Regions from separate parts of the Homo sapiens genome. Here all the other regions are linked to region 1. Evidence: read pairs that join two places in POLR2A ChIA-PET (ENCODE). Cell type or tissue: MCF 10A. All regions are shown on one strand. Links, peaks and the distances in the headings refer to the core of each region. The heading gives the core; the rest is flanking DNA. Region 1 has its middle 65 kb from the start of PALMD. Region 2 overlaps PALMD (palmdelphin). Region 3 overlaps PALMD (palmdelphin). Region 4 holds the start of PALMD (palmdelphin).

Region 1 (7,851 bases), core at 1,225-6,224:
TACAAAAGAGTTGATTATAATAATCCTCACTGAGATGCTTGGCTAATCAAAGGAGAATGTCAGGAAAACAATCCTTGCCCTGCCCAGTAAGGCAGGAGGGTTGATGAAGATGGGAGAGGAGGACAAAGGAGTTGAACATTGAAGGGGAGCTTGGAACAGCACCAGAACGCCTGTCAGCATATTCATATCTGGCATCTGCCTCCCTGACAGATTGGAATCTTCCCAGAGCACAGTGCCTTTGCTTAGTGGTTTCTCACCATGCCTGTAAGAGAGAACGCTGCTCCACAGGTGAAGACATCTGTTAGAGGTGGTGCTATTCCCCTTCCCTGAGACATTTCTGTTGTTAAAGTCTTAGACACAAACTATTGTTTAGACAAATCTGCCAAAGATTTATTATTACTACTACATTGTTTTAGAATTTACGAAGATTGGTTTATTTAATTATTTTAATGTCATTATACATATTTGTCTTTAAACGGGCATATATAATTGTATATAATTGCATGAATAATCAAATTATTTATCTTTATTTTACTTTAAGTTCTAGGATACATGTGCAATATTATTACTACTTTTAATAACATAAAAGCTAGAATTGCAATATCCCTAGTTTAACTTAATTGAATAAATTTTTGTTTCAGCATCTTATTTCAAAAAAAAGATAGCTAAATTGTATTCATTAATAACACCCCAGAAGTTCAGATTTTAATGCAATCAAGGAAAAAACTTTGTTAGGAAGTGTGACCCAAAACCGAATAGATTGCCTTTAGTGAGACTGAGATCATCACTACTTAACTTGTTCAAGCAGAATCTGGGCCTTAATTAATATTTAGAAAAGATTCATAAATCAGGTAGTTAGTGAAGTCAAATGTATGTGGGGCAATGTATGTACACAGAAATAAAGTAAATATGACAAAATGTTAGCAATTTTTGAATCCAGGTAGAAAATATATGGGTGTTCATTATTGTTCTCCTTTTCTGTATGCTTAATAATTTTTATGAGATATCAAGAAAAAAAGTATGCAAACTTCCTATGTGCATAACATGACCATTTGTCAAATTATTATATTATAATTGAAATGTTTTGTGACCCTTTTTCACAAACATATTATAGGTTCTTCTCCATAATAAATTTCTGTTTACATTATCATTTGTAATAGTAGTCTATTGCATGGTTTTGCTTTTATTTTTTCAAACTAATTCTCAAATGTAGATATTTAGATGGTTTCCATTTTGTGTTACGTGTGAAGCAGCAATGAGTATCTCACATATACATCTCATCTTTGAGGACTTTTTTCATTTTCATATAACCAATCTATACATTTTTCTTTGGATTTTGGTTTTAGCTGTCATGTTTAAAATCATTCCTCACTTCTAGAATATGAAAATCTTGCTTAAATTTTCTTCCACTACCATTATGCCTTGTTTTTTTACATTTAAATTATCATCTATTTGGAATTGAATTTCATATAAACAGCCAGACCTTTTGCTTTGTTCTGATTTTCCCCAGACCCAGTAGGATAAGTATTTTTGTTTTTCATGGCTCCTTCTCTTTCCTAAATGTCGTTTGCTAACACTGTTAGGGTTCTTCATTCAGCATCCTAATTGAGTTTACATAAAGCTCTTATAAAAGCTCCTAGGTTTACATCAACCTAAATTTCTTGCCAAATGGACATTTTGAATTTAAAAAGTATTACTGACAAAAATATTCATGCAATGACATTTCAGGACATTCATACAAGTTTCTGAAGTTCTGAAAAATCTCTTCAAAACTACCCAAGTCCCTCTTAAAGTATCAGCTATTCTGCCATCCCACTGGCAGGAAATGGGCTAAGTGTCTCTGCTCATTTAAGAAGTGATTTGAGCAAAAGGTAACATTCCCAGCAGTCTGAGAGTCTATCAAAGTCTCCTGCTCACAGAAAAGGACTGGATTTTCTTCCATGCTGCTGTCACTTCACTTGCTCTACACATGTGACAAGTCAAAGTGTAAGATTTCCTTTACAAAGACTTTTGAGAGGTCCTCTGATCATAGACATGACATTAGAAAGACAGGGAAACCTGAAGCCAATAGTAAAGAAAGAAATCTGTCCCACTGTATTTTGAAAAATTGGTCTTCCTTTTCCACTCAGGCTTATCCATAAGGATTTTCCCATCACTACGTGGTAGCTGTGAGTCTGGAGTCTTTGTACGTATTTGGCAGAACTGAGGTGAGGGAAGGCATATTCCTATTCCTACAAAATGAAGTTTAAGGCTCTTTCCTTTTTTTTAATGGAAGTACTTGAAATCAAAGTACTTGAATAAAGTACTGTGAAAAATAGATTTCCATGAACCAGGCAGAATAAACAATGTGTTAGCTATTTCCACATCACAATGGCTCCATTTTCCTCTCTCAACCAAAAGTCAATAATCTCAGTGTTTTCACATCAACGAATTTGTTTTCTTTTGAGCCAGCTACTTTAGGCCTAAGGTTAAACACCATTCTGTAAGTGTTAATCACAATTGTATTTCTTCTCATTCCAACAGGTCATAATCTGTCCCTCCAACACCACCATTCTCCCCCTTATCCACCAGTTCCCCGGGGAACAGGCATCATTCTTGAATTTATTATTCTTTTGTTGTATTTTTTCCCAGTTACTAGAATAAGAATGAAGTCATCTGGTTAAACAAGTGTATTTCCCAATCAAGAAAAACCAGGCCATTCCCTTCCATAGGATAGCCACTGTGAGCTGTGGTCATTTAGAGATCTATTATTGAGCATGTGATCTATGAAACCGAAGCAGACGGCACTAGAAAGGTTGCCATATTCTACTAACGTGTTTAATGATGTAAGCAAGTATGGAAACTGTGAAACTGAAGTGCTTAACTTCTATAATCTAGCTGCATTCATGGAATTCATTGCTTGAATTAGGGTCCATGAAGGATAGGAAAACTAGCATAAAATAAGATATTTTGTTATATATTTCTTTGAAGTGCAAGCTATAAGCCAGTCTATTCTATCACTCTCTGTACACCTCAACTGTTTTTCTTCCTTTGGTCTCTGCCTAAACAGTGTCAGTCAGGTTCCTACTAAAAGATTGGCAGTGATACAGAAGATAGTTGGGAGGTACGATAGCATTCGAACGCTATGATTTAGCCATGTGGAATCCACCCTGTCTCAGATAGGGAGCTTGCAAGTGCTGGCATGTCTCTCTGTGCTGGTCTGCCAGCCTCCACACATTATGTTTTGAAAGCACTTCCTCCAACTGCCGCTGAACTGGCAGGGCGGATCTCCTGTGGATCAGTTTTTCCATTCTCTCAGTCCTGCTTAAGCACAGTGTTCTGTTGTCTGTCAACCTTCTGTTCTAGACCAGGCCCCGCCCTTGACCTACCAAGAAAGCTGGGAGCTATTGGAAAGAAAGAGCCCTATTAATGATGCATACCATACAGCCAGGCATCTGAGTCTTCCCCACCTTTCCAGCCATATCCCACTGGCTTTGGACCAGCAATAGGCAGGGACAAAGCAGAAGACATATGATAATTTGGTTTGTTTAAAACAGATAGCTTGACTGAATGTACACTGGGCACCTTGCATATCCTGTGCACATGCAATACATACCAGAATCTCTTCTGGTGCTCATGAAACCCAGAGATCATCTCTCTCTGCACCCAACCCAGAGCTATCAGTGACATCTCATGAGATGTCCTTTTGATTCATTCCAGTGGAAGAATATTATTTTAATGCCCTCTAAATACAAAGTAAAATCAATAGTTGTTTTCAACTACCATCTCTTTGCCCAAAACCATCTAGAATCTCAAGATCGTACAGATGTGGTATAAGGTATGATCCCTCCCCCTGAAAGTACCTAAAATTCTATTAAGGAGACAAGACCATACCCAGAGCCATGTGAGAACAGTAAGTGGTGATAAATTAAATACAATGGCATAGGTCTTAGTAATATGAGTGATAAGAATTTTAAGAAAGAAAAGATACAAGTGAGGCGGAAGTGCTGGGGGAATGCTTCATGAAGGAGATTGAGCTTAAAGGATTAATTTATAGTATTTTGCTTTGTAGAAAAAGTCAGGAAGTCACAAACAAATTGTAAAGCATCCAATGCTCATAGATAGGAAGAATCAATATCACTAAAATGGCTACACTGCCCAAAGCACTTTACAGATTCAATGCTATTCCTGTCTAACAACTAATGACATTCTTCACAGAACTAGAATAAACTATTTTAAAATTGATATGGAACTAAACAAGAGCCCAAATAGACAAGGCAATCCTAAGCAAAAAGAACAAACCAGAAGGCATCACATTACAGGGCTACAGTAACCAAAACAACATGGTACTGGTACAAAAACAGGCACATAGACCAAAGGAACAGAATAGAGAGCCTAGAAACAAGGCCACACACCTATGACTATCTGACCTTTGACAAAGCTGACAAAAACAAGCAATGGGGAAAAGATTCCTATTCAATAAATGGTGCTGGGATAACTGGCTAGTCATATGTAGAAGACTGAAGCTGGACCTCTTCCTTACACCATGTACAAAAATCAACTCAAGACAGATTAAAGACTTTAATGTAAAACCCAAAACTATAAAAACCCTGAAAGACAACCTAGGCAATATCATTCTGGACATAGGAAGAGGCAAAGATTTCATGACAAAGACACCAAAAGCAATTGCAACAAAAGCAAAAAATGACAAATTAAACTTAAGAGCTTCTGCACAGCGAAAGAAACCATCAACAGAGTAAATAGACAACCTACGGAATAGGAGAAAATATTTGCAAACTATGCATCTGACAAAGGTCTGATATCAAGTATCTAAAAGGAACTTAAATAAACTTACAAGAGAAAAACAAACTACCCCATTAAAAAGTGAGCAAAAGGCTGGGCACAGTGGCTCACGCCTGTAATCCCAGCACTTTGGGAGGCCGAGGCGGGCGGATCACGAGGTCAGGAGCTCTCTACTAAAAATACAAACAATTAGCCGGGCGCAGTGGCAGATGCCTGTAGTCCCAGCTACTCGGGAGGCTGAGGTAGGAGAATGGCGTGAACCTGGGAAATGGAGCTTGCAGTGAGCCGAGATCACGCCACTGCACTCCAGCCTGGGCAACAGAGCAAGACTCCATCTCAAAAAAAAGAAAAAAAAAGAAAGAAAAGAAAAGAAAAGAAAAGAAAAAAAGAGCAAAGGACATGAACAGATACTTTTCAAAAGAAGACACACATGCAGCCAACAAGCATATGAAAAAAGCTCAATATCACTGATCATTAGAGAAATGCAATCAAAACCACAGTGAGATACCATCTTACACCAGTCACAATAACTATTATTAAAAAGTAAAAACATAACATATGCTGGCAAGGTTGCTGAGAAAAGGGAACACTTACACACTGTTGGAGAGAGTGTAAATTAGTTCAATCATTGTGGAAAGCAATGTGGCAATTCCCCAAAGAGCTAAAAGCAGAACTACCATTTGACCCAGCAATCCCATTACAGGGTACATACCCAGTAGAATATCTATCATTCTACCATAAAGACACATGCATGCAAATGTTCACTGCAGCACTATTTACAATAGCAAGGACACGGAATCAACTTAAATGCCCACCAATGACAAATTGGATAAAGAAAATGTGGTTTGTATACACCATGGAATACTATGTAGCCATGAAAACAATGAGATATGTATTTTGTGTGAACGTGGATGGAGCTGGAGGCTATCATTCTCAGCAAACTAACACAGAAGCAGAAAAGCAAATACCACATGTTCCCACTTATAAGTGGAAGCTAAATGATGAGAATTCATGAACACAAAGAAGAAAACAGACACTGGGGGCTACTTGAGAGTGGAGGTTGAGAAGAGGGAAAGGAGCAGAAAAAAATAACTAATGGGTACTAGGCTTAATACCTGGGTGATGAAATAATCTGTGCAACAAACCCCCATGACACGAGTTTACCCATATAATAAACCTGCACATGTACTACCAAACCTAAAATAAAAGTTAAAAAAAGTCAGGAAGTAGAAAAACTGAGTGCATCATAATGAAAGGCTTTGACTTTTTCAAGGGACAGTTGAACAGAAAGTATCTTTTGCCAAAGTATATACTGGTAATGATAACAGTAAGAGTTACCACTTAATGAACACTTACTGTTCCACATTCATAGTGTAATATAATATATGCCATACTGTATAATGACATTTAATCTACATAGTAAACTCAGATACTATCATTAGCCTCATGTAAAGGATAATGAAACTAAGTTTAAATTGGCTATGTAGTTTCTCAAAATCACAGCAAGCAGCAGTGTTAAGATTCAAACAGGGCTCTACTGGACTCCTGAACCAAGACCTTGACCTGCTTCACTAATACCTCATGCTTTATTAATATTTCCCACAGAAAACAGTGTTTACTAGTTGTTCAAAAAATTCCCAGTCAGAACCCACCCATGTTGCTTAAGGTATCTAAAACCTCCATCCTTGAATGACATTAGTTTAGGGAATGATGATAGCAAAGCCCACCTTAGGAGAGCACCGTTCTCATTTGGTCATTGATTTTCTTAGTAAATAGACTGTGGTGACCTCTTGGTGAAGAATGTAGATTCTGGGGCCTAGACAGTTAGAGTGCTGCTCACTATAGTCTAGAGTAGTCCCAGAATTTACAACCTAGCTTTAGGTGATTAGCAGTCAAGAAAAGCCCTCAAGTTGTGGAGGGAAAGTATTCACTTAAGTCCCCACTGAGATCCTATAGGTTCCCTGGCTTGCTTTAGAACAAATGTAAATAACTCAGACCCACCTACTTGTGACTTGGCACAGTCTAGACATCTCAAACTGCTCTACTATGGGGCAAGACCCCTGGACCACCCAACCACCTAGAACAGCTTTGACATAGACTTCAAAAAAACCATCCATGGATCCATGTCTGTCTTCTCTTAATGCCTAACGCATCATAATTTATTCATTTATTCAACAAATATTTATTGAGTGCCCACTAGTGCCAGTCCCTATTCTGCCACACAAGCAGTATCAGGAAAGGAGTCTGTCTCCTTTTTTCACTTTTTGTCCTTCCCCATCTTCATCCTTAGTGGGGAATGAGATATGTTGCCTAACCTAATAATATATTAAGGCTAATTCTTAGTTTTCCTAGGAAAGAACAAAAAATGGATCCCACTGGCCTTGTATATATTTTGGTGGCATCTGCACAGAACCAGGGAAGATTTCAAAGAGGTAAAACAGGAAGGAGGAGAGTTAGGGGGACAGGTCTAGAAAAGGAGTTTCTAGTGTCTACCTGTATTGCTTATTGATCAATAATTTTAAAAGTTACCTTCCAAAACTTTGAGACTTGAAACAAAAATAATCATTGATTATTTTTCAGGGTTTCTCCAGATAGATAAGAAATTCACAGTGTACTTAGGGGATGGCTTGTCTCTGCTCAAGGAATCTGGGTCTCAGCTGAGAGACTCACAGGCCAGGGACTAGAATACCTACATGTGGCTTCTTCATGTGGCCTGGGTTTCCTCATAATATAATAGCTGGATTCCATAGGCAAGCATTCAACAGAGAGAGAGAGAGAGAGAAACAGAAGCTGTATGCTTTTTATGACCTAGCCTCATAAGTCACAAAGCATCACTTTCACCATACTTGATTAAAACCCAGATTCACAGGATGAGGACATAGGACCCACTTCTTGGTGGGTGCAGTATAAGTCAAACTATAAGAAGAGTATATGGAATTGGAAGCTATTTGCATGGCTGTCTTTTAGAAAATACACTCTGCCATACCACTGATAGCTGAACCTGAATGAACTACCGGATGATCCAATGTGCATGGTAACTATATGTTTTTGTACTCTCTCCTAAGCTCC
Region 2 (7,851 bases), core at 1,974-6,973, 82 kb after region 1:
GGAAATTGAAACTTCAGTGAGCTATGATTATGCCACTGCACTCCAGCCTCGGTGACAGAGTGAGACGCTGTCTCAAAAAAAAAAAAAAGAATGTAAACTCACATCTGTCAAATAATTTTTAAACACTGCACAACTCCTAATATCATCTTGAATATAGCATTTGCACATAAGTAGCTAAGTATTGAATAAATCAATAATCAAACAACTCAGGATCAATTCTGCCTTCCTGACAGGACTAGGCATATTAGAATTTAGCACATTGTTAATCAATAATATAACTAAAATACTTACTTATACTCTTAAGCATTGTGCTGACTTTTATCAAATATGTGATTGTGTTAATATCATTGGATCATATTAATAGATGGTCACAATAACTATAGTTGTACAAGGCGAATAAATTAATTTTCAAAATAATTAAGAGATAACCTTTAACAGGTTGAAATTTCTGGGCGTCAGTTGCTAAAATAGGCTGTCAGATGGCTAAAAATCTAGGTAAATGTCCATTGAACAAAAAGTCAAGGTAGTTGGACATTGAGAAATAAGCAACAATATGTTATTCATAATGGTTACATTAATAACCAGTAATGTCTGATGTGCCAGGTTGCAACAGCTATCTATAGAAGTGCTCCAGGTTCTGGGGAAATTTAGGGAAGCAGGTGGCATTTCACATTTATTTGCTCCAATGAAAAACTGGGAAGAAATTAGCTGACTATGATAACTTTTGGTATACTAGCAATCGAGCTAGATAAACATCTTAAGGTTGACTTATAGTTTATTCTGCTATACTGAAACTAAGTTATTGTCATATTATTTTTCATTAATGCTAACAGAGTTCAATGAAATTTGGCAAAGGAACAATAACTCTGCTGATGAATATCTTATGAGGAAAAAGTATGCCTATCTTAAAATAGGATCATGCCTATAAACATTATGAAATTTCCTTCCTACCTACCTAGACTGATATAAGAGAGGCATCATATTACCCCTGAGTGACAAAACATTAGTATTCCCTAGCAACCCTTGTATAAGCCTGGTGTTGCCAAAACACTTCGGATGGCATGCCTCTACTCACAGATTCAATTGCCTGATTACTAACCCCAAGATGAAACTAGCCCAAATGGCAAACCAGCCCAAACTGGCAATGAGCAGGGGTGGGGAGGCATTGCTGGGTTCAGCAATCCTGTCCACCCCACAAAACATGCTCTTCTCTATGGGCTTTTCACGGAGAGCTAGCTGCAGCACCAGCATCTAGGGAGCTAAAAATGTGCTCCCTGCTAATGAGAGGTCACACTCAGTGCTTGTTGTCCTAGTGCTGCCTCCTGGCCACAGTACTTCATGAGGGAGAAGAAAAAGGAAGAAACTGTGACCAGCTTGATTAACTTTCCACTCCAGGGAATGGCACAGTGAATTGGCTAGGAGTGTGGAGGCTGACTTCAGACTGCCTGGGTTCAAATCCTGGCTCCGACAATTGTCAGATGAAACTTGGATGAGTTAATTTCCCCTAAATTTCCATTTCCTTTTTTCAAATGGAAATTAGCATAGTATCTCTTTGTTATGACAAGTATTAAGTAAAATTGTGCCTGAAAAATATTGCCAAAATGTTTGGCACAATGAATTTAAAGTACAATTAATATTTGCTCAAATAACAACCTCTAGAGAGAGTGAAGAATTGACTCACAGAGGCTTTCAGAGTTTTTGTTACTAATGGCCAGATTTCATCCAAAGAAAGAAGTGATTCTCAAGATCCATGCCTGTTGCCTAGCTATTTTTTTTTTCAAAAGAAATACTTACGAAATTTTAAAAGTAAGCTGATATAGCCTGAGTCACATAGTGAGACCCTGTCTCAACAAAACACCAAAAAATTATCCAGGCATGGTAGTATGCGCCTGTAGTCCCAGTTACTCAGGAAGCTAAGGCAGGAGGATTGTTTGAGCCCAGGATGTCAAGGCTACAGTGAGCCATGATTGTGCCACTGCACTCCAGCCTGGGCAACAAACAACAGAATAAGACCTTATCTCAATAATAAAAATAATAAGCTGATGAAGTCATATATTCTCCTTACATGCAAAGAGAAACACAGCATACAGTTGGAGAGCAATATGTTGCTTTTCTTCAACAAATGTACCTGAAATTACACATCAAAAAAGAGTTTTTATCTTCAAAATAGTCACATCAGGGAACCCATGCACTTATATATCAATAATGCACTTACATCAATAATGCTGCCAAACATTTTTGGATCTCCTTCTTCTAAATTACCTTTACAGCTTACTTCTTTTGGATGTCTTCATTGGCAACAAAATTTTATCCTTTGGGAGTTTTTAATTTTGAAAGCAGATTTAAAACCAACACTTATGAATAAGATGGAGAAGAATGTCACCTCTGATCAAAAATGAGGAAATAAAGACCTTTTTGCATAACTAGTCAAATGTCTCAAACAATTCCAGGGAATCTCTAAAACATTTCAAGCTAATGAAAGCACTGTCAGATTTAATGTGTTGCTTTCTATGTGATTAACAAGTTATATATTTATTTATTTAATGTTATTAAATACCTCTAGAGCACTGTGACGAGTACTGTTCTAGAAACTTTTACATATATCAGTTATTTAGTGCTCACATCTTATGAAGTAGGTGCTCTCAGTATCCTCGTTTTACAGATGAGGTCATTGAGGCACAGAGAAGTTAAGGATTTTGTCCCAAGACACAGAGCTAGTAAGTGGAGGAGGCAAAAGTCAAACCCAGGCTGTCTACTTAGTATATTTGCTATATTTTCTTAAAAGTACAACCTTTTTGTATCAGTAGTTATGCTTTCTGGGTTGTCCGAGGTAATGTAATTTAAACTTGGTGAAAGATACAACATATCTTCATGAGTTTTGTTTTACCTGAGCTAAAAGCCTTCTTAGTGTTAAGAAGCACTATCTAAACTATTTTCCTCTATCTTCCCATAGCAGGCTATGCAAGGAGGAAACAGTCCCAATTTCCAACTTCCTAGTTTTCTAACGATCCATAGGTTGACCTGTTTTTCCACATAAGGAGTCCTTTCACCCAGAGGCTTCTTCAACCTTGGACCAGGATCAGTCTCTCTTCTCACGATGTTTCCTCACACCTATTTCACAACTTGTCTCTTTACAATTCACTTTTTCTATTACATCACTCAGTAGGTCAATCTTGCTAGACTAATGGGGAAGAAGGAAAAGGGGAGTGAAGAAGGATGTTTAAGCCCTCTTTGAAAAAGTGCCTTTTCATATTCTTTCCCATAAGGAAAATGCTTCAAATGTCTCACTTCGCTCTCCTTTGCTTTGAAATAGGAGTTTCCAAAGCAGCTTCACACCAATGCCAAAAAAATATCAGTAACGGGCCATTCAGATAGTGACAACAACCCCAAGGAAACATAATTAAGCAAATTTTAAAAATAAAATATACTGGAACTTTTTTATTTCAGGATAAAAGAAAAATACAGGAAGAAATCTCACAGAAGCGTCTGAAAATAGAGGAAGACAAACTAAAGCACCAGCATTTGAAGGTAATTTATGGCTTTAATTTCATTTCAATGATTTTGTATTCAAAAATTCTATTGGTACTCAAATTTCAATAGTAAAAAAGCTTTAGGAAAGAAAAAAATTTCAAGATAGTTTGACTAACATTGTAATAACCATAGGGGAGGCCAACAAGCTAGTAACATTTGCATATGAGATTAATACCTTCTAGCAAACATGTGCAAAGTTGAACACATGGTTTTATTACTTTTATCCTTTATAACTGAGTTTCCCAATTTTCTTGAGCAACCTTGAGAATTCAGCCTTGAGAATTTGGCCCTGCTCGCAGTCTTGCTTAACATCCCTAGGGAGTGGATCCAGCTAGGAAGTGCCTTTTGAAATCAATGAAAGGCCAGTCATTCCCCCGGGGGTGCAGAACAGTGTCTGGCCTGGTCAAGGATGCTTGTATTTAAAAGTTCAGTGCAATGAGTCCAATGTTGTTTGAGTATGCTTCGGGTTTTTGTTTTATTTTGTTTTGACAGAACATGAGATCATAACCAGAAATAACTTTCCATGTTTAAAATCAGATTTTACATCTTTCACTGGGTGTGGCCATTTTGTAATTAAAGCACATTGAGTTTCAACATTTTATTACTTAGCTTAGTGACAGGATGCAAGCAAATAACAAACAGCAGCTCCTTGTGAAAAGGCCCAAGCAGGAAACTACTTATCTGACAGGGCTGCTATCAATAGATTTAATGAATCCCCTTAATGATACAAAGCTGCACACTCAAGGGGTCTACAAATTTAAGTTAAACTTGCTGAATGCAACTGACTTCATTTTTCTAATGGAACAAGTACCTGCCTCTGAAAAAAAACATAATTTAAGATTCCAATTAGCCTCATTCTCTGGATTCTGTTTGCTTCTTTGCTTCTAAACAAGTTGACATTTCCGATGTTTGATGGATAATTTCAAAGCACAGTTAGTCTGCTCCCCTTCCAATATGTCACATTGAATTTACATGAGTAGTATACATAGTCAAGAAATGTAGTGTGTACTCCTAGGAAATCAATGAAATTTAAAAAAAAAAAGTTCCAAGTTGTTCCAGTGCAATTCAAATGAAGTCAACAGTCAAATCTAGAAAGTTTTTTAGATAGGCCATTTCTCACTCCAAAACCAGAGGTCATTTGCTCTCCTTTCCTCTCTCTCTCTCTCACACACACACACTTGCACAATTTACACACACACAATCACACACACAATACACACAATCTGGATCTCCCAATGAACTACTTCCTGCCTCTGAGTAAAATGATAGCTCTCTAGCTATCCTTGAGAATGGGCAATTGTTATCCTTGCAGAATGGGTAGCCACAAAACAGTGGAGCTCACAGTAGAAGAGAAGATTTAAATATCCCCTTAGTTCGTTCTAGAAGTAAGTTTCGCATGAGAAGCCTGACTCACTGAAAGGTCCATTTCTGAAGTAGCACCTCATTCCAGCACTTGCCAAAAACAGTCTGGAAAGTAGTAGATGATCTTCCTTATTGGTTTGCTCTCCAGAACACAGGAGACCTCTCCTGATCCAATCCAATCAAAACATTTATCATGTTTTGGACTGCCATATACAGTTGTGCAGATTGTGTACTGCACAAAGGTACCTGAAATGATGGTGCTAAAATCTTGTCCACATTCCTTTGCCAGTCGTGCACTCTGGTTCAGGGATGCTTATACCTGGAGCAAAAGGTTTCAATTTTCTCTGCACAAAAGTGCTATCCACTTTCCCAAGCTGTTCACTGGAAAAAAGGGGTGTGTGTGGCATGGAGCAGGGCTAGGAGTTGGGGGAAATGACACATTGTCCTAATTTGGGAAATTCAAGATTAAATAAACAAGATAAATGATAGTTGTTTTAATTTAAACTACAGTATAATTATTCTTTAATCTGGGATGGTCAAGAAGGCACTATTAAAGGTATGGGATTCAAGCTGAGTCTTAACTGGTAAGTAGAATTTATATGGATGTATATAGGGCCTTTAGTCAATAAATATTTATTAAGTACATATTATGTACAAGCTATGAAGCTAGACACTAAGAATATAAAACAAGTGAAATTTGGCCTGCGTCCTTAAGATGGTAACTGATACATAAACTCATAATAACAGTTATTCTGTGATAAACACTGTATGGGAGGCATAAACTGCACAGGGCACAGAGAAGAAAGAGTGGCTATTTCAGTAGAGCACATTCTTCCAAGTTTTGCAAAAAATAGTTGTCTATACCAAACAGCAACAAGGCATAATTCCAAAATGGGGTTCAAAATGTGCAAAAGTATTTTTTAAAATAATTCTACAATGTCTTCACCAAATTAAAAAGCTCTGTTGGCCTCTATAGCCTGTCTCTTATTTTCTTCATCCATTCGTCCTAGTCTTCATGACTATCCTCTCCACTTTCCTGATTGCAAACTAGTTCACTATACTTCAGTGACACACATTAAACAACATAAGCATAAACATTTACAAAGTGTTCCTCCTACATCAGAATACACACATTTCAAAATAGTTGTAGTAACTCCCTCTGATATTCTTTAGCTCCTGAACCTGATGATCATTCTCATAATGTGCTAGCAAGGGAATTTCTGGGACATTTTTTACATCTTAATATTCAAACTACTCATACAGAGATTTTTTTTCTGTATGGATCTTCTTGCCTAGTAATATGATCACAATCTCATGTTACCAGGAAACACAAAATACAGTCAATCTGAAAAATTTTTGATTTCCATGAGTCCGTTCAATTCAATCTACAAAAAACCAATTTATTCCTACTCTACTGTAACTTCTGGGTAGATATAGAAGTGCTCAGGAAAACCTTTTCCTAAAAAAACTGCAGAAAGACCTATCACCTGCATGTCACATATTTTCATTTAGTTCATATGGCTTTCAATTCTGAATTTCATTGTAAAGTAGATTTTATTATACTCATTAGCCTCATCCACTAAAGCACAAGTCTAAACTGTGACATAAAAGCAAAATAACTCTTTTGATTACTACAGTATATATGTGATTGCATCATATATCATTTTGATTGCACATCCAAATTGCATATTTTATATTTAAGTTCAAAGAGTTCTCCACGAGGCATAAATGAAAATTTATGAAGTATGAACAAAGTTTTACAAGACTAAAATTAAAATTATTTCTAACTAGACTAAAAACCAAGAATATAGCCCCAAGTTAACCTAATCACATCACAAGAATGATTCGCTACTCTCTATAATTCAGCCTCATAAGACCACCCCATCTGAGTGTTTCTTATATAGCTATGTGTGTCATTGGCTGGAACTTTCCTTATAGGTGGTTTGTAAGGAGTAAAACTTACTTCTATAGGTGTTACTGTCTTCTTTCCTATGCATTAGCTAAAATTCCATTAGATAAAAATAAATTAGAATCAAAGTAAATTATTAAAATGCTGCTATATTCAGAGTTTCTTAGCATCTTTGACCCCAGGAGCTGAATCTTGACCAATGTTAATCATATTTACTGGGTCTGCAGGAAAACATTTTTGCAAACAGCTAAACAGCTATAATAAATGGTTAAGATAACACTGGGGTAAAGAATCTCTGGCCACAGAATGGAGTAATACAAATTGCTCTTGTGATGTATATCGTCCACATGCAGTTGCTTAAGATTCTGAAAAGGCCAGTACAAATGTGATGATCTGGGGTGAAGCTGTTATTTACTAAATCTAGTGGTTTTCAAACCATGTTCTGTGTATCCATAAGCTTTCAGGCCCCTTCACTTCTTCAATTAGAGCAGTCCAGAATTCATCTGTTTTCCAAACTATAGTTCCATATAACATTTGTTTGTAATGTTGTAAGTTATAATGTTATATTGGTTTTTTTTTTAAGAAAAAAAGATTTAAAAGTCATTGCCTCAGTAAAAAATAATCATCCTTTGGTAATTATCTATCACAACTAAACTTAATTTTAAATGTTTTCTTAATTCAGAGATACTTGTATCTCAGTGGTATCAGTAAAAAATAATCATCCTTTGGCAATTATCTATCACAACTAAACTTAATTTTAAATGTTTTCTTAATTCAGAGATACTTGTATCTCAGTGGTATTTATTCTAGCATCCTTAAAAAAACACACCCACACACAAACACACAAAGTTATTCTTACTTACTCTCATTTAAATTTCAATATAAGAGAAAGAAGTCCCAGAAAATAAAGTTCCCATTCTCTCCTCACAGATTTTAAATATAGTGAATCCCCAATGAATAATTAACAATGAATAACTGAACAAATAATTGATAGGGCAGATTGGATACATAATGAGAGCCCTTTTATTCCAGGAGAAAAAGAGAAACTT
Region 3 (7,851 bases), core at 1,440-6,439, 100 kb after region 1:
TAGGAATGAGTCCCTAATTTAAGTCTTGCATTGTTTAAGCTTTAAATCAGGGCCGAATATTCTCTTAACTATGAATGGTCATTGAACAAGGAAAAACAACAGATACACAAACGTATATGTATCTTGGAATGGGAAGGAATAATGAGGAAAAAAATAAAAATATAAAAGAAATGGATATAAACAAATTCCTTATAAAGTACCTATCAAGAACTTACACTATACCAGGCATTCTTTTAGGTATCCAGGATTCCTCAACCTCAGCACTATTGACACTTTGGGCTAAATCATTCTTTGTTGTGAGGAAACTGTTCTGTGCATGACAGGACATTCAGCACCATCCCTGGCCTCTACCCACTAGATGTCAGCAGCACCCCTCACCCTCGCCAAGTTATGAGAAGCAAAACTGTCTCCAGACTTTGCCAAATATCCCCAGGGAACAAAATCGCCTCTGGTTACGAACCACTGTACTAGATACACAAAAATTGCCCTGCCTACTAGTTGCAATTTTTGTTTTATGCTCCTTAAGGACAGTCAGTCCTCAAAAACTCAGTGCATTATCTGGTGTACAGGTTGTCAAACCTCCTCTTCTCCATTGCTGGGCTACTGCTGACTTCTGACCAAGTGGAGGAGGTTGCGGGGGTTCTGGGAGCATCCAGTTCCTTACTCTCAGTTATGCTTTCTAAGTCTCTCATCATTTCCATTAGCATTCTGATCTTTTAGAAAGCTTTTCTAGAGCAGCAAATCTCTAACATTCATCTGATATTTATATTGTCCATAAATATTTGAAGTATCAAATCAACATACAAAAATAAGAAGTCAAGTTTTGCATTGAAGTGGAAATTTTAGGAAATGTTCTACATCAGTAGGCATCTCCTGTTAGAGGTTTGTGATTCTAAGTAATTAGTACCAAGATGTTTCCTAGTTATCCTTTTCAACTCAGAGTTGGCTGTGACTAAGGGATAAAGAATGGGAGGGAGGTGTTTGTTTATGTTTAGTTTTCACAAACATGTCATGATGTATTGTGAGACCACAGCGACTTATTAATGCAACTTTCATCCAGTGACTTGAAAACCTTCAAAAATATTCATTAACAGATACGCTGATGAGGTTTGCAGGCTTTCAACCTCATATTCTTACCATATTAGTCTAAAGAGATTCTTGGGATGAATCATATGGCATTACATTACCCACGGCTTTATCTTCAGAGAGAAACAACAACAAACACCAGTGCATTTCAAAATTCCCTAAGGTGTCATTGGCCAAGCAGACCAGGAGCTTTGTCTCTATGCCCCAGGAAAAGAAAGGGGCAGAGACAGGAAGAAACTAGCTGAAGTCATCGGGCTCATGCCTGTAATCCCAGCACTTTGAGAGGCCGAGGCAAGCAGATCACTTGAGGTCAGGAGTTTGAGACCAGCCTGGTCAACATGGTGAAAGCCCATCTCTACTAAAAATACAAAAATTAGCCAGGCGTCGTGGTGCACTCCTGTAGTCCCAGCTACTCAGGAGGCTGAGTCAGGAGAATCGCTCGAACCTGGGAGGCAGAGGTTACAGTGAGCCGAGATTGCACCACTACACTTCAGCCTGGGTGACAGAGCAAGACTCTGTCTCCAAAAAGAAAGAAGGAAAGAAAGAAAGAAAGAAAGAAAGAAAGAAAGAAAGAGAGAGAGAGAGAGAGAGAGAGAGAGAGAGAGAGAAAGAAAGAAAGAAAGAAAGAAAGAAAGAAAGAAAGAAAGAAAGAAAGAAAGAAAGAAAGAAAGAAAGAAAGAAAGAAACGAACACCCTATGAAGTTGTTAACATTGACCAGATCTCTAAATGTTGAATTGCTCCAGATTCAGGCCTTGGAATTCTTATCTCCTTCACTTTCTAGGGAAACTTATCCACTCCTGTGGTGATAAATACCAACTCCCAAATGTATATCTTCAAACCCAGACTTCTCTGAGCTCCAGTCTTGTATATCCAACTGTCTTCTCCATATCACACTTGATTGTCTCAAATTTAACACATCCCCCACAAATCCCCTTTCTTCTCTCTCCCAGATTTCTTCAGCCAATTGTATTGCATGTTTCCAATTATTCAGGTCACAAACAGTGGAATCACCTTGACATCTCCCTTTCTCTTATCCCCTGCATGTAATCATCAACAAATTCTGACAGCTCTTTCTGTCAAATATTTCTAGAATCCAACCACTTCTCACCCTTCTACTGGCAACCAACCTGGATTACACCATCTTCATCTAGATTTTTAGCACAATTGACCTCCATGTTTGCCCCATCCAGTCTATTTTCCACACAGCAGCCAGTGTAACTGTTTACATTTCAAGTCATAGCATGTTTCCTCTCTGTTCAAAATTCCAGTGGCTTCCCCAAAGCCCTTCCATGCACAAGGCCCTGCCTATCTGGTCATCTGCCTCCTCTCTGACTTCATTTCACCTTTCTACTCTCTTGGCTCTTCCTTCGCTCTCTATAGTTACTCTTCCATCTCTCTGGAGCACACTCCCTTTGAAACCCTCATGTTTCCCGCTCTCACTTCCTTCATGTCTCTGCTCAAATGACACTTTATCAGAGAAACTTCCCTCACCACACTGTGTGAAATAGTGCCCCCTCCTCAGGCTTTCTCTATATTCTTTATCTTGCTGTTTACAGCCCCTATCCTGCTTTTCTCATCAAAAATATTTTTTCTTCATAAATAAATGTGTTTATGTGTATATATATGTATGTACATACATCTGCAATATATACATATTTGTATTACACATTTATTAATGCAGGGATTGACAAACTATGGCCCAGGACCAAATCTAGCCCTGGCCTGATTTTGTACAGACACAAGCTAAAAATGGTTTTTATATTATTAAAAGGCTGTAAAAGAAAAAGGGGAAAAAAGATGAATAAGAAACAGAAAGCATATGTGGACTGCAAAACCTAAAATATTTGGCATCCGGCCCCTTATAGAAAAAGGTTGCCAGCCCCTGTATTGTCTCCCACTAGAACATAAACTCCTTGAGCTCAGGGACTTTGTTTTGGTCACTGTAAGATCCCCAGCACATAGAAGAGTGCCTGGTTCAAAGTAGATGCTAAGTAAATATTTTTAAAAGAATGAATGAATAAAGACAATGAGTTTTATTGTTTGTTTGTTTGTTTGTTAGCCCAGATCTCACTCTGTTGCCCAGGCTGGAGTGCAATGGTATGATCATGGCTCACTGCAAGCTCGACCACTCGGGCTCAAACAATCCTCCCACCTCAGCCTCCCATGTAGCTGAGACCACAGGTGTATGCTCAGCTAATTTTTTTTAATATTTGTAGAGACTGAGGTCTCACTATGTTGTCCAGGCTCATCTCTAACTCCTAGGCTCAAGCAATCTTCCTGCCTCAGCTTCCCAAAGTGCTGGATTATAGGCATGAGCCACTTCTCTCAGCCCAACACTGAGTCTTAGTGAGGTCAGGTGACTTGTCTAAGGTCACACAGGAAGCTGGCAGATGAACCAGGTTTCAAACCCAGGTCCACCTGATTCCACAGCTAGGCCCTGATGTGCAAGAGCTGCTTGAAGCAATGATTTGAACCTTCTTGTTTTCTACCAAAAGGCTTTCCTTTGTAGACTGTCTCTAACAGGCAAATTAGGTAAGCACCCTGTGGGACAGGGGATGAAAAAAGAAAGACATACAGTATGTTGCAGAAAACTTTTAAAAATTATATCATAACATATTTACATCTGATATCAACCATATTCAATGTACTTTCATATACATCATCTCTTAGTGTCACCACATATCTGTCTGTATATGGTAATGAGCGTAATCTGTAATTATGCTCATTACACACATTACAAAACAGAGTTTCAGAGAGGTTAGGGGAACTGGCTTTCACAAGAAATGAGTAGCAGAGACAGAATTGAATCCAGATTTATCACTTTTAGTGCAGAGCTTTCCCCTTTACCAAATTGGACCAACATATATCCCCACAGCTCTGCTGAAGGGTAAAAGTGCTGCCATGGATGTGGAGGAATTTTAATAAAATGGCAGTCACAGTTCAGTCACTTCTAAGAAACCAGGGGCTACTCCATTTCACTTAGAGGTCTGTGGCATACAAGAAAACCTCCTCAGTTATAAACGGCAATCTACCAATGGCCAGAGGCAGCAGCAAAGTAAGAACTTTGAAACTGAAGCAATGAGCAAGAGAGCTGTCAAGCTGACCACATCTTGGGCTTTTACTGGTGTGACAATAGTGCAGCATTTTTGAGCTGCCAGGCCCATGACCATCTTCAAGAAGGAAGCCAAGAAAACTGACAGTTCTCTTAGCTGACACGAATATCCACAGCTGTCACCTCCTGGACCAGCTGCTGAATCTAATCAGCCATCCTCTGAGGCAGCTGACTTTAGAGCCTTAGTGTATTTGGCTGAGAAACCATGTGTGTTACGTGGCTGCCAAGGGCCAGCCTTCTGCGTGATTGCCAGTGTCTCTATGTTTTTATAGAGGAGAGGTCACGATGCTGCCCCCTGGAGTTCATTTGAATCTGACACGCAGCTGTACACTGGCCAAGATACCAGCTCAGAATGCTTGCAACAGTCTAGTTTCAAATGTCTGTCTCTTTGTTGCTGTAAGTTCCTTATGCTGTGTCAGGCCATGTGTGCCCTACCCCCCGCCCAGAAAATGTAGCCTCTATAAACAGCAGCAGTTGAAGCTACTGTACTATATTTGGTCCATTTCTGCATCTCTTCACCCTCCTCACTATAATATGGCCCAACTCTTAGGAAACTGAAATTAAATCAAAGTGTCATTTTCAATGGTAGAATATGCAAGAATTTTAAGTACTAAATGACTATGATTATTAAATCAGTTTAATAATTATAATGTTTTCTTCAAATAATTTATATGATGACTTGGATATGAAAACCTGATGAACTACATAATAACTACAAATGTACCATTCCTTTCGGTACAACTTTAAACTTATGTCTCTGTATTTTAAAAATCTCTTTTATTTGGAAATAACATTAGTAATTGCAATGAAGAACATGGAGCAAAGGTCAAATGCTTTACCTAATATATTCCTTTGTCAAAAAAAGAAAACTTGAAAATCGTTCAAAGTCGGGCATTAGGTATCTTCCATATATTAAGTATCATGCTTAGTGTGATGCTAAGTGTGACATTATATTCTTAGAAAGTGTCTGGCTACTTACATGCATATTCCAAGGAAACTTTATATATGGGGAAGACATATTTGAGAACTCCGCATTTGTACTGTGTTAAGCAATAAAAAGTATACCTTTTTGTTGTCAGGCTTGAGAAAGAGATCCAAGATCTTGAAAAAGCTGAACTGCAAATCTCAACGAAGGAAGAGGCCATTTTAAAGAAACTAAAGTCAATTGAGCGGACAACAGAAGACATTATAAGAGTGAGCATTAACCAATTTTAAAACTGTAATTCTCTCTCAAAATGAATCCACAAATACTATATAATTTTTCAAAGCATATCCACATTTAGATTCTATTTTTTAAACTGTATTAATCATGGAGAATTCTTTTTTCTTACAGTCTGTGAAAGTGGAAAGAGAAGAAAGAGCAGAAGGTATGTTTTTGAATAACTTATTTTATGTTAAACTAAGTTTTTTTGGTAATTTGAAATTGTTCCCATTGTAAATATATTCTAAATGTATTTTGAATTCATATTAATTTTACAGAGTCAATTGAGGACATCTATGCTAATATCCCTGACCTTCCAAAGTCCTACATACCTTCTAGGTTAAGGAAGGAGATAAATGAAGAAAAAGAAGATGATGAACAAAATAGGAAAGGTATATGAGAAATCTGTGTTGAAGGGCATGTTCTTAATTTCAGATTTTACAGTGTCAAATATTCACAACTTGCTATGACATATTATTCTTCCAGGTTAAGCAATGGTTCACTTTACAAAGTTCTGTGAGTTATGTGAGTCACCGCATAGGTGAGGATAATGAGGGTATAATAATAGCATTTATTCCATGCATTTTATTCCCTAACAAACCAGACAGGGATAAGGAAGATAGAGACCCAAAGGAGACAAGAAGCTCTTAAAAGCATAGATTCCCTGGTCAAAAATATTTCTCCTGACATATTCCATCCAATAGAACCTCTTTGGGGGTTACAAAGATCTTTTTTGAAAATGAAAATATTCCTTTGGGAAGCTTAGGCCTTATTTACCTCCATGGGAAATTGAGTTACATAAAACTGATGCTTCAAAGCTTCTAGAAAAATGAAGGTTTGCATTAGAGCAGAGAGGAAAACTTTGAATTTTACAGTGGAAGGAAAAGCTACTCTTTATTTGCAGATGGTAGTCATTTATTCATTCAACAAATATTTAGAGAATAGATACTGTGTGCCAGGTTCAGTTAGGCACATAGTAGGTATTCACTAAATATATCATGGTAGGGAGTGCAATACAGAGAATAAAGCAGAGAAGCTGGACAGGGAGAGTGCAGATGAGGGGTGTTGCAGTTTTTCTTGGGTAGTCAAGGAAGGCCAAGAACCACCAGGCTATAGAGGAGGTAAGAAATACAAAATGGGTTCAGAAAGAAAGGTGGGAGGACACAACAAAAGCAAGCTGTAATTTTGCACAGAATTCTATTCGCTTTACCTTTCCTATTGAAATTCCAGCCATAGGGATCTTACTTAGGTCATGAAGCAAATCTCAGCTTCCCCAGTTCTCTCCAGTCCATTTGTCTCAGTGCAGCTGATATTGCTGTACTTTTTAGCCCTTCCTCTACTTGAAAATGGGAGTGAAAATGAAAAGAAACATAAGGCAGAAAGAGAAGTGTGTGATTGTAGCCTTCTCCCTCCCGTTTCCATCCCAGTTCTACATTTAAACAGCCTCTCCACTGTGAAAACTTTAGAACACACCTCTATAATTTCACCAGGCTGCTGGCCTGTACAACAAGGATGTAACTTTATAAAATATACTGTACTAGGCACTTTGCCCACTGTGATGCACAGTCCAACATATTCTTCTTGACTAAAGAAGAGATTGATTCTGCCCATTGAGAAATGCAAAAGAAAGTATATCCATCTTGCTGAATTTATTAATAGGAAAGAGGATATCTTTTTCGGTTCCCCATTGAAATTCTTTCCTATTTGGAACCATCAGCTTATCTTCTCTAATCAACTTCTCTTCTTCAACCCTTTCCATTTTTCAGTACAATTCCCTACACCATTACATAAAAACCCGTGTTATTCCAGTTGGTCATGATATCATTAATGAGTAAAATCAGAAATTTAAAAAATAGACAACATCTCACATACAAGAACATGAAGGGTCTACTTAATATAAAAATAAACACAGTGAAAGCAGGTTAGTTTACAAAAGAAAAGTTAACTAAATCAAAGATCAAATTTGTTTCTTAACAGCTTTATATGCCATGGAAATTAAAGTTGAAAAAGACTTGAAGACTGGAGAAAGTACAGTTCTGTCTTCAATACCTCTGCCATCAGATGACTTTAAAGGTACAGGAATAAAAGTTTATGATGATGGGCAAAAGTCAGTGTATGCAGTAAGTTCTAATCACAGTGCAGCATACAATGGCACCGATGGCCTGGCACCAGTTGAAGTAGAGGAACTTCTAAGACAAGCCTCAGAGAGAAACTCTAAATCCCCAACAGAGTATCATGAGCCTGTATATGCCAATCCCTTTTACAGGCCTACAACCCCACAGAGAGAAACGGTGACCCCTGGACCAAACTTTCAAGAAAGGATAAAGATTAAAACTAATGGACTGGGTATTGGTGTAAATGAATCCATACACAATATGGGCAATGGTCTTTCAGAGGAAAGGGGAAACAACTTCAATCACATCAGTCCCATTCCGCCAGTGCCTCATCCCC
Region 4 (7,851 bases), core at 930-5,929, 65 kb after region 1:
ATAGTGCTCTATTATATATCTATTTTACAAAGGCTGAATTTGGTCATTAATATAAGGTTAATATTTAATGGAAGCTAGTTCGCTAACATATACTGCTTTTTGAACTATAATTCTGGATGTTTTGTGATCCTTCCGTAGTTACAATAAATTTTATAAATCCACCTGAGACTTCTTTCCTGAACTCCAAATTCGTATATCCAATTGCCTACTCAACATCTCCATGTGGAGAACCAATTGACTTTTCCAAAACTTGGTATCCATCCTCTCCCTCAAAAGAAAAAAAAAAAAAAAACCTAGTTCATCAACCTCACTATCTCAATTGATGGCGACTTCTATTCACTCAGGCAAAGAGTGATTATGAATCCTCTCTTTCTCTTAAACCCCTATATCCAATCCACCAACAGAATCAAAAGTTATCCATGGTACAACCATGGTACAACCAAGGTGGTAACACTCTCATTGTTACCACCTTGACACAAGCCACCATCATCTCTCATCTGGATTACTGTAATAACATCCTATCTAGTCTTCCTGTTTCACACTTGCAAAACACTCCTCTGCTTAAAACACCTCAATGCCTTCTCATCCCACACAGACTAAAAGCTAAAGTCCTTACAATGGCCTACTGGACCCTGCATGAATTGGGACCTGTTACATTTCCAACCAAATTTCCTGTTAACCCTCTCTTAGTCCCAGCTCTCTAACCACACTAGCCTTGTTCATAAAACATGGCAGGTATGGCCCACCACAGGACATTTGCACAGGCCCTTCCTGATATGCTTTTCCCATAAATATCCTCATCACGAACTCTCACCTCTTCTTCAAGACCTTGCTCAAATATTGCCTTCTCACTGAGGCTACCTTAGTGACCCAATTCTAAATTGCAACATTCCCTGCCTTAGCCATCTTTATTCTCCTCCCTGCTCTATTTTCTTTCCATAGCATTTATCACTATGGCTGATGAGAAAGTGCCTCTCAGACATTGAACTCCAGGAGCATAATTGACCCAAGAGTCCCAAGCTGTTTCACTCTGAAATCCATTCCTATGTTTGCTTCAAGGCTATGCTTCCCAGGGGCTACTCCCAGCCAGTGACTGAGCATGGCAAGAATGCTAAAATTCCTGAGAAACACTGGACTACTTTGGTTGCTGACAACTGATGTGTCTCATCATGTGTTTATTCATTCATTTAGTTGACAATACTAATACTTGTTAATTTTTTAAGCATTTGTTATTCATTCTGCACATATTTATTGAGAACCTCTGATGTGTCAGGCACTGTGTTAGGTGTCTGAACAAAATTTCTCCTCTCCTGGAACTTACATTCTGGTAGACAATAAAAGATTAAGTAAACAAAATACAGTAGATGTGGAAATGATGATGTTATTCTGGATCCTATAAGAAACAAATGCCAAGATGGGTTAAATGTACAGAATTTTATTAGGAGAAATGACTGTATGAGAGAACATGGGAGGACAGGCAGAAAAGGCTGGAGCTGGACATGTCTAAGAGGCAGGTGAAAGAGAAAGGGAGGCGAAGTTGAGTGGAAACATCCTAATCTGTATTGCAGTCCAAGGGAGATTGTCAAGACCATCAGAGCTCTGGCTCCAGGATTCCACTCAGGTCCCCCAGATTTTCCCAGCTCCAGCCTTTTCTGCCTACCACTCACATGATGATACCAATCAGTTGTTGCAACTCTGCTCCCTCCTAAATTCCCATCCTCTTTTTTTAAATCTTGTCCTCCCCTACACTAGCAAAATCTTGGGTTTTCCTCTAGCAGAAATGAGATTTGAGAGGTAAATTGTTTTTAGGAAAAGATCCAGACTAATAATTGGATGACTGCCCATTTGTTCTAGGCACCAAATATGCAATTCTGACTGAGATATTTATCATTACTGCTTTCTTGTCTTTAATTTCAGCCAGGATCTACAAATAAACATAATCAGAAGTCTTGAAGGTTTGATTTTTTTTACACTTAAATATGTTTCCAACAGTAATCAAACTTGGCACACATCCAAACAATCCTCCCATTCTCTGGTCTCCCTAAGTATCCCTTCTGAGGGTGTATGAGCAAGGACAAACTACTCTCAAGTATAATTTCAGACTCTTAAAACATGGGTTTCACCTTATAGTGACTGACAGAATGAGGGCTCTGTGGTTGGGGAACTCCAGTCAACAATGTGGGGAAACCTCAGTAGGGCCAATAAGTTTCTCCAGAGGACATTCCCACACCGTTCTGCCTTAGGCTGTTACACCCAGCTGTAGTGTTCTAGGAGCTAGACAGAGAAGGAGGCTGGGGGTCCAACCACTTCTCATAAAGACTGACTTAACCTTCAGCCTGTGCCTCTCCTTGCCCCGTGTCCTTGGGCAGTCCTTGATGAATGCCACTTATAAAGTCAGGCAGCTGGTGTTCCAATCCTGGCTTTGCTACTTACTAGCTATATGGCAAATTACCTCTCTGAGCCTGTTCCCTCATTTTTAAAGTAGGGATTATAGCACTTATCTCTCAGCACTTTGCAAGTATGCATTTACCTGTAGAAAGAATGCAACAAATATTAGCTATTATTATTACTAATATCAAAACTGCAAAGGAAATTAAACCATATGTTCAATGTTTGGGTTGTCCTTTTAACCTCTTCAGCTGAATGTTGATATGAAAGCGCTTAATAGCATTCAAACACATAATAATAAGGTAGTTGGTAATTAGGATTTACTTCAGCAAAATTTAATTAAAGAACCTGTAGGGAAAAGAAAACAGACAGAGCCAATTGTACAGCTTCCCAGCCTCTGCTTTGACCTAAGAGTCTCACTGGGCTTGCCTGCCTTTTTCTAAAGGATGGGCGAATATTCACACAGTGCCGGGCTCCAGGCAGTTACCAAATGTCTCATCACATTTTCAAAGGCTCACTCCTCTCTCTTGCGTAACCGGTGAGGTCAAAATGGGCACCTTCCTGAAAGCCAAGAGTGTCATTTCTGAACAGCGTCCAAGAAAGAAAACTGCATTCCATAGAAATCCAAGTCAAGCAATAACAAAAGGTGGCACTTGGTGCTTAAGCCACACTAAATACCTTGGTGGGCCAACTTCTTAATATAGTCACATTAACACCTTTGATTTCTCCATGACCTAAAGATTCCAAAGTTTGCAACAAAGTGCTGAGCAGGGGGGTCGGGGGTGGGGTGTAGACGGGGGAGAACGAACCAATGTAAATTTACCACTACATGAAGTTTAAAGTAGCTATAGATTGTTGTATTATTATCAAATCCAATCAGTGGAAGAAAGGCAAACAAGTGACTTGGCACTTCTGCCTCAGTCAAGGTAAGGCTCTCTCCCCTAGAGCTAGCAAGCAGGTAAACGAGCTTTGTACAAACACACACAGACCAACACATCCGGGGATGGCTGTGTGTTGCTAGAGCAGAGGCTGATTAAACACTCAGTGTGTTGGCTCTCTGTGCCACTCCTGGAAAATAATGAATTGGGTAAGGAACAGTTAATAAGAAAATGTGCCTTGCTAACTGTGCACATTACAACAAAGAGCTGGCAGCTCCTGAAGGAAAAGGGCTTGTGCCGCTGCCGTTCAAACTTGTCAGTCAACTCATGCCAGCAGCCTCAGCGTCTGCCTCCCCAGCACACCCTCATTACATGTGTCTGTCTGGCCTGATCTGTGCATCTGCTCGGAGACGCTCCTGACAAGTCGGGAATTTCTCTATTTCTCCACTGGTGCAAAGAGCGGATTTCTCCCTGCTTCTCTTCTGTCACCCCCGCTCCTCTCCCCCAGGAGGCTCCTTGATTTATGGTAGCTTTGGACTTGCTTCCCCGTCTGACTGTCCTTGACTTCTAGAATGGAAGAAGCTGAGCTGGTGAAGGGAAGACTCCAGGCCATCACAGTAAGTCTGCATACAGTTATAACTCATTAACGTTGTTACTTAGAGGAAGGCAGACCGTGGCCGGCTGCCCCTGTCGCTGAGCCCTCGCAAGTGGAAAAACAGAACTGTCAGCCTTCATGGACGAGTCTCTGTTTCTCTCTTAACCCTCATGACCCTCTGTAACTCTGGGGCTTCAGAACCTGAGTGCAGGGCAAACGTTCTTGATTTTCAAAAAGGCTGTGCCTGCATTTTAAACAACAATCAAAAGCTGTTAAGGCAGTCTGATTAACTATCTTTCACACTCTGTGGTGTACCTTAGAAATGCAGTTTTTCCTTAAATGTCCATTTGACTGGCATTAGATAAAAAAACAGATCCCCAACTTGGAAACTTTTTTAAGCTATGAATGCCTCAAAAAGTTAGAATTTTTTTTAAAGAGAGAAAAAGAAATTTTAAAAATGACCTGAAACTTTATATTTGTAGTGTGGTAGCATGTTCCAGAAAGCCTAAAATAATTAAAATGAATGTTAATATACGTAATTTAAGCATTAAACAAGAGAAAACTAGGTAAAAGCACGTATCAGATTAATTCTAAGATATCAGTTTCCAGCAGAGTCACAAACTGAATAAGATCCTGATAAAGGAATGCAGTGCATGCAGTGGATTTGGAAAATATTTTGTTAATACCGAGAAGGAAAATCGTACATTTTTTATGTTTGTTCCGGGAAAAAGTCAAAGCCAGAAATAAATTACTTTTCTTAAATGATCCAGCTTTCTTTTTAATTTTATAAAACCCTGTATTTGGCAGTAACTTGGAAATCTGTGTCACAATCATTTATCCCTAGCTATAACTTTTGATGTAATTGTTTTAAGAAGAAAAAGATCTTTGGAAAGCAATATCCCAATTTCTCAGCATTTTCTGCCACTGACATTAGGTATAGGAAAAAAATGAGTACTTTTTAAAAACTGATGCTAGATCAGGGATTTTTTGTTGTTGTTCTTAAAATTTTCATTGCATAACTAATTATGCTAATCCTAATTTAGATTTTTTACTAATTGATACAATATCTTAGTTTCACCCAGGAAACATTCAGTAAATTGAAATGTCTTCTTAGCCAATAGTAAGACACCAGAAGTCTATTGATAAGGTTGGCACTTTTCCATAAAACAATGCTTTGTTAAATGTCTAGCTTCTAATTATTACATTTTCCTCTCTTCAGAAAACCTTGGTCGGGATTATTGTTTGTTTTGTTTTGTCCTTTTTTGTCATTAAACTCAGCCACCATCTCAGCTGTCCTGCTTTAAGGGACAGGAACTCGGCTCTGCTCTGTTGTTTTTGGCATGGGCCTTTTACATTACAGCTGTTGTCTAAAGGTTACTTTATTAGACTGCGTGAGTTGTGTGGTCACAGGCTCCACTATTTCTAATGCTTATATCTCCTAATTAGCTAATTGAAATAGACAAGTAGACCCTTGTTCTGAATTTGCCTCTTTCAGTTGGGGGACACCCTCGCTCAAGCCCTTTTTCCCTCCAGTGTACCTTATAACTCTTACCAAAGCCACACATGTTCCAAAGATATGGCTGTATACAGTTATTTCTAAGGCTAGGAATCTTAGTCACTGAAGGTTCCAAACGCAAATAGAGACAGAAAATCCTCATAATGTCTTAAAAGCCATCAAGAGAGTAAGTAGCTTCCTGAATATGCAGATGTATGCTTTTTTGATGATTAAAAAAATTTTTGGATTATTCCATCAGCCTAAATATATCCCATTAGAAAGGATTAAACAAATCTCCCAAGTAAGATCACAAAGTAATTCTAGCTTGGAAGTAATATACTTGTATAAAGGTTGTAGGGAAAAAACTGGAAAAAGTTTATGGGAACAAATTTCTCATAAACCAGCCTACACCTCACCAGGCTAAATCCAGTCACATTTGTCACCACCTAGAGGAAAAGTGGAGCAGTGGTGTGTCCATGGAAACAACACATCCACTCTCCTCCCTCTTGGACGCCCTGGGACACGCCAGCTTTCCTCGCCCTCGCCCTTGCCTTGCCCAGGAAGCCACCTCAGCTAGTCTCTTTCCCCCTAGGAAAATAAAATCACAGAGTATGCAGAGAGTTTGCAAGAATTATTTCATTTTTGGAAATGCTTAAGCCTCAGAATCTCCAACCTAGACTAAAACTCAGAGAGTATCTTCTCATTTTAGCTTTTTCCTAGTACTTACCTACACTGAAATAATTTTTTGTATACTTCAAGAATGAAATCAGAAGGCAATTCCCCAATGCACCCAGACATAGCAACACATAGACCTCACTTTGGAGGAAAAAAAAAAAACTTTTACACTCTAGGATCTATTTGCTTTTTACATTAAAATTCGTTTCTCCAATTGCTGGCTATAAAATAAAATAATCTTCACAGTTGTATTTATTCTACCTGGTTTCAAGTGCCTAAAAAGTCATTATTTTTCACTGCAAAGAACTGAAAAAATAAACGTATATACCTAGAATTTGACAGAACAAAGATCCAAGTGCCAGTCTTTTTCTTTTTCTCAAAAAAAAAAAAAAAAAGGTTAAACACATTAAGTAGTTGAAATGTGACACTTAGGCTCTCAAATTGAAAACTAAATTACTATCGTGATGCCATTCATTTCTCATATCAGATCAGTAAATTGAATTTTAGATTAGTCAGATGTCTTCTCAAAGATTTAAAGAGAATAAGAGCAAAATTATGAAAGTATGCAGAAACAATTGTTCAAGGGTAGATACTTCAGTTTGGGTATACCAAATATAGATTCTATTTTACACAATTACTTTCATGTTCTTCCTTAATACTTTATCCATGCACCAACTCTTCCCTTACTAAATTAATGGTCAAAGTACCCCTTTGCCTAGAAGTTCAGTTTTCAACTATAATTTAAACACAGGGCTGCTTAAAATTAATTAACTATTATGTTTGATCTTTAAAATGTCTCTTGAGGCCCTTTTCAAGTCAGTACACACTTGAACAAATAGCTGATCTTTCTACAAAAGGTGAGCTAATTGGAATTCAATAGTATTTTGAAATAGACTAGTAATTTGAAATTCACCTTTAACAATACTGGAACTGAGGATACCAATGACTCCAGCATTCTCGAGAAGAGTGAGATGAAGAAGCGTGAGATGAAGGACTGAACGTACCACTGACAGAGTTATCCCTACAGAGTTACTGTCTGAAAGTGAACGTGGCCCACACTGAAGAACAACGAAAAGGCCCAGGGGTCTCTCCTCAGAAACACAAAGATTCCCTTAGGATGAGTAACATTCCGTATACTCTTAACATCTCCTCCACAGCTAATACATTTTCTTACCCCCATGCCTACAGCGACATTGGAAAATACCATTACAAATATGGATATGCTCAAACTGGAAAATTAGATCTTAAACTGTCTTGCGATCATAGACTCAGTTCTATTTGAAGGATGAACTCAGAGGAAGTTTAAGAACTAGAATCCAATTTCAGAGAACAGACTCAACTGAGAAAAAGAGAGTAAGAAGAAAGCTGACATTTTTATTCTCCTCCAGGCTTACCTTTAACTGTAAGGAATGTGTGTTATCAACACAGTCTCTCATGCCTTTATTCAATTAATGGTTATTAGGCACCTACTATGCACCAAGCCTTGTGCATTTAAATGAAAAGAAGTGAAATAAGGGGAGTCTGGAATGTGAGGAGTGGGGATGGGAGTGCATTGTAAGTTAAAATAGAGTGGTCAGGATGGGGTTCACAAAGAGGGTGACGTTTGAGCCTAGATGTGAAGGAGGTGAGTTCTGTCAAAAGTTAGACAATAAAAATAATCACAAGTACAAGCACCTGCCTAGGACTGCCTCCATTTGGAAAGGAGCCATATAAAGTCCTGACACTGGAATTTGAGCAACAGAGCCAGATTTTGCCGGCCAAAGCTGCTCATAATGAAAAAAAAAAAAAAAAAAAAAAAAAAAAAAAAAAGCTCTCACATT

The links. Peaks named below come from ENCODE experiments on the same cell type or tissue, not always from the same donor. Only the 100,000 strongest peaks of a DNase experiment are listed, where the experiment ranks them.
Region 2: POLR2A ChIA-PET joins it to region 1 with 22 read pairs; 4 of 35 experiments call an interaction of 5 or more read pairs at or near these places.
Region 3: POLR2A ChIA-PET joins it to region 1 with 16 read pairs; 3 of 35 experiments call an interaction of 5 or more read pairs at or near these places.
Region 4: POLR2A ChIA-PET joins it to region 1 with 32 read pairs; 5 of 35 experiments call an interaction of 5 or more read pairs at or near these places.

Annotation. Positions count from the first base shown.
Region 1 is chr1:99,577,406-99,585,256 of GRCh38, forward strand. No RefSeq gene overlaps it. Among named protein-coding and RNA genes, the nearest start is that of PALMD, 65 kb to the right of the region's middle. In MCF 10A, for the core only: no CTCF peak of the experiment used is centred there; a DNase peak (open chromatin) is centred at 3,206.
Region 2 is chr1:99,658,872-99,666,722 of GRCh38, forward strand. It overlaps PALMD (palmdelphin), which reads left to right. Exons shown (of 8, transcript NM_017734.5): 2 at 3,448-3,528. Among named protein-coding and RNA genes, the nearest start is that of PALMD, 17 kb to the left of the region's middle. In MCF 10A, for the core only: no CTCF peak of the experiment used is centred there; DNase peaks (open chromatin) are centred at 3,110 and 3,860.
Region 3 is chr1:99,681,398-99,689,248 of GRCh38, forward strand. It overlaps PALMD (palmdelphin), which reads left to right. Exons shown (of 8, transcript NM_017734.5): 4 at 5,279-5,393; 5 at 5,533-5,566; 6 at 5,679-5,792; 7 at 7,378-7,851. Among named protein-coding and RNA genes, the nearest start is that of PALMD, 39 kb to the left of the region's middle. In MCF 10A, for the core only: a CTCF peak has its summit at 4,508 (motif pointing left); a DNase peak (open chromatin) is centred at 4,484.
Region 4 is chr1:99,642,480-99,650,330 of GRCh38, forward strand. PALMD (palmdelphin) reads left to right here and starts at 3,634. Exons shown (of 8, transcript NM_017734.5): 1 at 3,634-3,883. The coding sequence starts at 3,839. In MCF 10A, for the core only: no CTCF peak of the experiment used is centred there; DNase peaks (open chromatin) are centred at 2,922, 3,492 and 5,832.